2 separate regions of the Homo sapiens genome follow, and region 2 is linked to region 1. A link is an interaction called in ENCODE POLR2A ChIA-PET data of the cell type or tissue named here. Cell type or tissue: GM12878. All regions are shown on one strand. Each heading gives the region's core, and the rest is flanking DNA. Links, peaks and the distances in the headings are about the cores only.

The links. Peaks named below come from ENCODE experiments on the same cell type or tissue, not always from the same donor. Only the 100,000 strongest peaks of a DNase experiment are listed, where the experiment ranks them.
Region 2: POLR2A ChIA-PET joins it to region 1 with 5 read pairs; 4 of 35 experiments call an interaction of 5 or more read pairs at or near these places.

The regions. Positions count from the first base shown.
Region 1 is chr14:22,856,825-22,861,214 of GRCh38, forward strand. No RefSeq gene overlaps it. Among named protein-coding and RNA genes, the nearest start is that of LRP10, 13 kb to the right of the region's middle. In GM12878, for the core only: no CTCF peak of the experiment used is centred there; a DNase peak (open chromatin) is centred at 1,937; H3K27ac peaks cover 239 bases.
Region 2 is chr14:22,969,134-22,973,523 of GRCh38, forward strand. It overlaps AJUBA (ajuba LIM protein), which reads right to left. Exons shown (of 8, transcript NM_032876.6): 8 at 2,044-4,390. The coding sequence ends at 4,310. Among named protein-coding and RNA genes, the nearest start is that of AJUBA, 11 kb to the right of the region's middle. In GM12878, for the core only: no CTCF peak of the experiment used is centred there; no DNase peak of the experiment used is centred there.

The DNA.
Region 1 (4,390 bases), core at 126-4,125:
CATGTTGGCCAGGCTAGTCTTGAACTCCTGACCTCAGGTGATCCACCTGCCTCAGCCTCCCAAAGTGCTGGGATAACAGGTGTGAGCCACCCTGCCTGGCCAGTGACTTGTTTCTAATGGAGTCTGGCAGCAGTGACAGTGTGTGACTTCCAAGAATAATAAGCAATAAAAGACATTATAAAAATCTAAAATCTAAAATCAAAAATATGTTTTGCTGTCTTTTGGATCACTCATTTTGAAGAAAGCTAGCTGCCATGCTGCAGGACACTCAAGAAGTCTTATAGAGAGGTCCACAGGTAAGGAACTGAGGCCTCCTGCCAACAGCCAGCATGAACTTGCCAGGCATATGAGTGAGCCATCTTGGAGGCAGATCCTCCAGCCACGGTCAAACCTTCAGATGATTACTGTCCTGGCCAACATTTGGACTGCAACCTAATGAGAGATCCTAAGCCAGGTTCATCTAGGTAAGTCACTTTCAAATTCCTGGCCAATATAAAATGATTACAACAATAAATGTTTATTTTATATTTTAAGCTGTGAAATTTTGGGATGATTTCTCATTCAGCAATAGATAACTAATAGGTTTGGGTACTAAAAGTGGAGTGCTGCTGTGACAAACAACTAAAATGTAAGAATGACTTTGAAATTCGGCAAAGGGCAGAAGCTGGAAAGACTTTGAGAAGAGTGTTAGTGAAAGTCTAAAATGCCTGGACGCGACAGTTAGTAGAACCACAGTGGCCTCTTTTTTTTTTTTTTTAAAGACAGGGTCTTGCTATGTTGCCCAGGCTGATTTCAAATTCCTGGCCTCAACTGATCCTAAGTCACTGAGATTATAGGCACAAGCCACCATACCCAGACATGATGGTCTTTGAAGAGGCGGCCAGTGAAGACTTAAGGAAAGTGAGGAAAATGTGTTTTAAAACTGGAAGAGGCCGGGCGCGGTGGCTCACGCCTCTAATCCCAGCACTTTGGGAGGCCGAAGCAGGCGGATCACGAGGTCAGGAGATTGAGACCATCCTGGCTAACACAGTGAAACCCCATCTCTACTAAAAATACAAAAAATTAGCCAGGTCTGGTGGTGGGCACCTGTAGTCCCAGTTACTCGGGAGGCTGAGGCAGGAGAATGGCATGAACCCGGGAGGCGGAGCTTGCAGTGAGCTGAGATCGTGCCACTGCACTCCAGCCTGGGCAACAGAGCAAGACTCCATCTCAAAAAAAAAAAAAAAAAAGAAAGAAAAAAAGAAACTGGAAGAAAAAGGATTCTCGTTATTCAGCAAGTTTAGCAACTATAGTTAGTGTGTAGTAACATGGAAAGTAAAAAATGTAATTAATGAATGGGAAATCTAGCTAAGGAGATTTTCAGGGAGAATGTTGAAGTTAACACCTGGTTTCTTCTTTGCTGCTTATAGTAAAGTGCGAGATAGATAGCTAAGAAAAAAAAATACCACTTAAAAAGAGCCAGGAGGCCGGGCATGGTGGCTCACGCTTGTAATCCAGGCACTTTGGGAGGCCAAGGCGAGCAGATCACAAGGTCAAGAGATCAAGACCATCCTAGCCAACATGGTAAAACCCCGTTTCTACTAAAAATACAAAAATTAGCTGGGCATGGTGGCGCTCACCTGTAGTCCCAACTCTCGGGAGGCTGAGGCGGGAGAATCACTTGAACCCAGGAGGCGGAGGTTGTAGTGAGCCGAGATCTCGCCATCGCACTCCAGCCTGGCGACAGAGCAAGACTCCGTCTCAAAAGAAAAACAAAAAGAGAGCCAGGAATTTTTGGATTTTAAAATTCTCAGCCTCTCCAGACAGTAAATGATGTTAAATTTTTTAAATAGCTTCTGGGCAAGTATCAAATTCAGGGCACTCTCAGGAAAACATGGTATAAAGACAAAGCCAAGATTGAGTGTAACATGCTTTGTTAATATCAGAAGGATCTAAGGTGGTACTCAGGAAACCATTTAGTCTAACAATATGGTTTTTGGGGTTTTTGGTTTTTGGTTTTGGTTTTGGTTTTTTTTGAGACAGAGTCTCACTCTGTCACCCAGGCTGGAGTGCAGTGGCATGATCTTAGCTCACTGCAACCTCCGCCTCCTGGGTCCAAACAATTCTCCTGCCTCGGCCTCCCGAGTAGCTGGGACTACAGGAACGTACCACCATGTCTGGCTAATTTTTGTATTTTTAGTACAGACAGGGTTTCACCATGTTGGCCAGGCTGTTTCAAACTCCTGACCTCATGTGATCTACCCACCTCGGCCTCCCAAAGTGCTGGGATTACAGGTATGAGCCACAGCACCCAGCCTAACGATATAGTTTTTAAGAATCTTAAGAGCCAGGCATGGTGGGTCACACCTGTAATCCCAGAACTCTAGAAGGTCGAGGTGGGAGGATTGCTTAAGGCCAGGAGTTCAAGACCAGCCTGGACAACATAGCATGGTCCCATCCTACAAAAAAATTTTTAAAATTAGTGGGCATGGGCCTGGTGCGGTGGCTCCCAGCACTTTGGGAGTCCAAGGCAGGCGGATCACAAGGTCAGGAGTTCATGACCAGCCTGGCCAATATAGTGAAACACTGTCTCTACTAAAAATACAAAAAAATTAGCCGGGCGTGGTGGCACATGCCTGTAATCCCAGCTACTCGGAAGGCTAAGGCAGGAGAATTGCTTGAACCCAGGTGGTGGAGGTTACAGTGAGCCAAGATCACGCCACTGCACTACAGCCTGGGCAAGAGAGTGAGACTCCGTCTCAAAAAAATAAAAATAAAAATAAAAATAAAATAGTGGGCATGAAAGTATGCACCTGTAGTCATAGCTACTCCAGAGGATGAGGCAGGAGAATAACTTGAACCCAGGAGTTCTACACTGCAGTGAGCTATGATTGTATTATTGTACTCTAACCTGTGTGACAGAGAAAGATCCTGTCTCTAAAAAATTTTAAAAAGAAGCTATGGCTGGGCGCGGTGGCTCATGCCTGTAATCCCAGCACTTCCGGAGGCCAAGGCGGGCAGATCACAAGGTCAGGAGTTCGAGACCAGCCTGGCCAATATGGTGAAACCCTGTCTCTACTAAAAATACAAAAATTAGCCAGGCATAGTGGCAGGCACTGGTAGTTCCAGCTACTCAGGAGGCTGAGGCAGGAGAATCACTTGAACCCAGGAGGCAGAGGTTGCAGTGAGCCGAGACTGCGCCACTGCACTACAGCCTGGGTGACAGAGCGAGACTCCATCAAAAAAAAAAAAAAAAGAAGAAGCTTATGAGTGTTGCCCCTCAGCAGTCTAAACTGAAGCCTGAGTTAGAAAAGAGTTTATCTCAAAGAGATTTGTGAGTACAACTTTTATCTAATTGAGTGAACCCCAATAAGATTTAATGGAGATTCGCAAAAGTTTTAAGAAAATTGTATTGGCAGAAATGCTACCAGCTTGTATTGAAACAGATAGAGGGAATACAAAATAAGAAGAAGTTTTTGGACCCCCAAACTTTTTTTTTTTTTTTTTTTTTTTTTTTTTTTTCAGATGGAGCCTCACACCCTGTCACCCAGGCTGGAGTGCAGTGGCATGATCTTGGCTCACTGCAGCCTCTACCTCCTAGGTTCAAGTGATTCTCCCACCTCATACTCCCCAGTAGCTGGGATTACAGGCGTGTGTCACCATGCCTGGCTCATTTTTGTATATTTAGTAGAGACGGGGTTTCACAATGTTGCCCAGGCTGGTCTTGAACTCCTGACCTCAAGTGATCCACCTGCCTCGGCCTCCCATAGTGCTGGGATTACAGGCATGAGCCACCATGCCCAGTCTTGACCCCCACACTTCTGCAGCAAAAGCAGGCTGAGAAAACAACACAGCTGCAAGCATGAGCCTTTCTATAAAAAGGAAAGGTGGCTCAGAGGGCAGAGCACAAAGAGCCCAAAGCTGGGGCCAAGAGCTATGAGAAATTATGCTCAGATCCTGAGCTCTACTCAAGGAACAGCCAACCTGTATCCTTCAGTATTTTTCTATAGAATAGAGACTACTTCCTATGTTTATTTATCCTTTTTTTTCCCTGCCCCCAGGGACCTCTCTTTTTTTTTTTTTTTTTTTTTTTCCGAGACGGAGTCTAGCTCTGCTGCCCAGGCTGGAGTGCAGTGGTGCAATCTTGGCTCACTGCAAGCTCTGCCTCCTGGGTTCATGCCATTCTCCTGCCTCAGCCTACCAAGTAGCGGGACCCTGTCACCATGCCCGGCTAATTTTTTTGTGTGTTTTTAGTAGAGACGGGTTTTCACCGTGTTAGCCAGGATGGTCTTGATCTCCTGATCTCATGATCTGCCCACCTCGACCTCCCAACGTGCTGGGATTACAGGCATGAGCCACTGCACCTGGCCTTTTTTTTTGAGACAGAGTTTTGCTCTTCTTGCCCAGGCTA
Region 2 (4,390 bases), core at 231-4,230, 110 kb after region 1:
TCATCTATAAAGACAGACTTGGTCCATAATTCCTCCATTTTCCCCCTTTCTGCATCTCAGCACTAGTAGTTGTTGATTAAATCAGGTGGCAAGTTGGCCAAACAAGCTCCACCTTTTGATGTATATTTGGCAGCACCTCACGAATCTTTCATCATCAACTGTAAATACTAAAAAACTGTAAATACTAAACAGAAATATTGAGGAGGATTAGTCTCCCAGCAAATAGGAAGAAGGGAAGCTCTTGTGATGCAGGGTACACCTGGGAGCCTGCCAGTGATGGTGCTGGGGTGGCTAGGACTGCTCTTTTTTCATGGCCTGCCCTTATCAGCTGTTATCATTTATTTTTCCTCAGGAAGAAGTAGCCTCAGTGGCAAGAACAGAGTCTTGGGGAGCCCCAAGGCTAGGACAATCAGCACAGACCTAGAAAGGAATGAGTCGGATCAGGAACAGAAGAGGCCAAAATCAGAGTAAGAAACAAAGGGTCAGGAGCTGGGCACAGAAGCTCATGCTTGTAATCCCAGTGACTTAGGAGGCCAAAGTGGGAGATCACTTGAGGCCAGAAATTCAAGACCAGCCTGGGCAACATAGTGAGATGCTGTCTCTAAAAAAAAATTTTTTAAACTTAGCCAGTCATGGTTGTGCACACCTGTAGTCCCAGCTACTTGGGAGGCTGAGGCGGGAGAATCGCTTGAACCCGGGAGGCAGAGATTGCAGTGAGCCATAATTGTGCCACTGCACTCCAGCCTGGGTGACAGAGTGAGACTCCCAACTCTTTTTTTTTTTTTTTTTTTTTGAGATGGAGGCTTGCTCTGTTGCCGAGGCTGGAGTGCACTGGCATGATCTCAGCTCACTGCAACCTCTGCCTCTCGGGTTCACGCCATTCTCCTGCCTCAGCCTCCCGAGTAGCTGGGACTACAGGAGCCCACCACCACGCCTGGCTAATTTTTTGTACTTTTAGTAGAGACGGGGTTTCACCGTGTTAGCCAGGATGGTCTCAATCTCCTGACCTCGTGATCTGCCTGCCACGGCCTCCCAAAGTACTGGGATTACAGGTGTGAGCCACCGCACCTGGCCTTTTTTTTTCTTTTTGAGATGGAGTCTTGCTCTGTTGCCCAGGCTGGAGTGCAGTGGCGCGATGGCTAACTGCAATCTCCGCCTCCCGGGTTCAAGCGATTCTCCTGCCTCAGCCTCCCAAGTAGCTGGGACTACAGGTGCACCCCACCATGCCTGGCTAATTTTTTTATTGTTAGTAGAGACGAGGTTTCATCATGTTGGCCAGGATGGTCTTGATCTCCTGACCTCATGATCCTCCCACCTCAGCCTCCCAAAGTGCTGGGATTACAGGGGTGAGCCACTGTGCCTGGGCAAGACTCCCAACTCTTAAAAAAAAAAAAAAAAAAAAGAGGCAGGGCTCAGTGGCTGACAACTGTAATCCCAGCACTTTGGGAGGCCAAGGCAGGCGGATTACCTGAGGTCAGGAGTTTGAGATCACCCTGGCCAACATGGCAAAACCCTGTCTCTACTAAAAATACAAAAATTAGCCAGGTGTGGTGGCGCCGGCCTATAATCCCAGCTACTCAGGAGGCTGAGGCAGGAGAATCACTTGAACCCAGGAGACGGAGGTTGCAGTGAGCTGAGATTGCACCATTGCACTTCAGCCTGGGCAAGAGAGCGAGATTCTGTCAAAAAAAAAAACCCTGAGAGCCGGGCACAGTGGCTCATGCCTGTAATCCCAGCACTTTGGGAGGCCGAGACAGGCAGATCACAAGGTCAGGAGATCGAGACCAGCCTGGCTAACACAGTGAAACCCCGTCTCTACTAAAAATACAAAAATTAGCCGGGTGTGGTGGCGGGCGCCTGTAGTCCCAGCTACTTGGGAGGCTGAGGCAGGAGAATGGTGTGAATCCGGGAGGCGGAGCTTGCAGTGAGCCGAGATAGCGCCACTGCACTCCAGCCTGGGCGACAGAGTGAGACTCTGTCTCAAAAAAAAAAAAAAAAAAAAAAATATCCCTGAGGGGATGGATGTAAAGTTACACAAGCTTGTCTGGATTTCCCATCATAGGGCCTTTGTATTCACTTATTTAATAATAGTTCAGAAGAAGCTATCTCAGCTGTACAAGAAGTAATTCAGTTTCAGAACATTTCTCACTCCAACAAGGTGCATTTTCCCCTCTGGCGCTCAGTTGTATAAATCTGACCTCTTTCCCTCTCACTCAGAGATCTCTTTTATGTATTTCCCAGGTTGGCTGGCATAGTCACCTTAGAATAGCCCCCAAATGTGGAAATTCTGTTGTCAGGAGTCATCATTTCCAGTAAGAAACTCACTGAGTGACAGAAAATGAAGACTAAAGATCAAAGATTACTAAATTAATTTGCCTAAAACCAATTCACCTAAAACCAATTAGTCTAAAATAAATATTTATCAAATCTGCAGCATTTCAAAAGGATTTAGCAGATTCACCCTTTTAGTTATTACTGTTGTCTGTATAACTTTTCATTGTAAGTCAACTGAATATGCCTCATGCCTATTCATTTGTTTAAGATATACTGGCCTTTTTAACAGTAGGAATGTAGAAGTTAGACCAAAGCATCAAAATCACATTGAACTCCATTATATTTTTCAAGGCATTTAATTTGTAAAGGAATATTGGATTAAGAAACAAAAAAATGATACACAAAATGTCTGTACCAATTGTATTTATTGCTAGAAACTTTAAACTTTTTAAAAAAGTTTTTGAATGGTAGATAACATAGAAAAAGACATCCATAAAGGTAGGAAGCAATCTCATCATTTACAAAGTGCTGCAAATTTGATAAATTTATGTTGCTGATAATAGCTCAGAAGTACTCTTGGATGAATAGATATAAATCCTTGAAATATCCAAAGCATGACAAAAAAGAATAGGACACCTAAATGGATATAAACACACCAAAATAGGAATTGAGCTTTTGGCAAATTAGTCATTAAGTCATTAACTTTAAGCAAACAAGTTTTCAGTAAATTGGTTTTAAGAGATCTAGCTTTAGGTGAACTAGTTTCAAGCAAACTGACTAGTATCAAATCAGTGTTTTGCTCCCTCCAGTTCCCCCCAACTCTAGTTTTGGGATTGTGATGGATGCAATCCGGGACCCCTCTGAGAGGTGGCAAGTGAGCTTCTACTAGGAAACCAAGTGTACAAGTGACCTGAGAAGAGAGTAAGAAAGAGTGAGAGAGAGACAGAGAGACAAGAGAGAGAGTGTGTGTGTGCATGAACACACCCACACATGCATACACTGGGCTATATGGCTCAGTGCACCTAAACTTGGGAATGTGGCTAAGCTGAAGCTTCCTAGACATCCCCCCAACAAGCTCCACACCCACAGAGATCTGCTCATTACCTCCCCCAGCCAAGGAGAAGAGCAACCACGTACAATCACCTACCTAGCCTCCCCAGACCCATGTAAGTTCCTGAGAAACAGGGAATACAGGCAGCAACCCCACTCAGAGCTGGTCCCCATTCTCAGACAGATAAGGAGCTCTCCTAGTCCTTAGAAGAAGGCCAAGAAATAACTCATTAATGAGGTCCAGAGTTTCTACCTCTTCATCCAGATATAGGTGCGGGACCCCATATCTGACACCATGTGTCACAAAAAGTGAGGAGCTTAAATTTGGTTGCCTAGCAGGAACTCACCACCCTAGACTTGCTACCTCTCAGGGACATCCCACACTGCATCAACCACAACCCCAAAACTCTGGGGTTTGGGGGAGCTGGAGGGAGAATTACACTTTGATTTGGTTCTAGTCAGTTTAGCTGAAACTAATTGATTTAAAGCTAGGTCCTCTACTCCTGGAATCCAGGACCAGAACATTGCGTGACTCATGCATAATCATACACTAGGCCAGACACAGTGGCTTACGCCTATAATCCCAGCACTTTGGGAGGCCAAGGTGGGAGGATCATTCGAGCCCAGGAGTTCAAGACTAGCCTGGGCAACATGGTGAGATCCCATCTCTAAAACAAACAAAATATATATACTGAAGATACAGAATCAGATGTTCAGAAAGTCCTGGAACCCTCCTGTGTGTGCCTAAGCTCAGACTGCACACATGGGAAAAAGGCCAGTCGCCCCCACCCTGGTAAATATAAGGTTTCTCTTCCACAATCCATTTGGAATATCATGATCTTTGGGTCTCCGGCCCTTGGGGTCCTCCCCAGAGGACTCTTCTGCCAGGCCTGCAGAGTGCATTCTTTGCCTTGGCTGGCCTCAGAGGGGCCCACTGGCCACAGCAGTTTGTCTGCAGGGTGACAGCAGCAGCAGTGATTGCAGCTCAGATATAGTTGGCAGGGGGTTGTCGGGCATTGAGCCGCTGCATGTGGCAACCATGGCAGAGCAAGTGCCCATCCAGAGG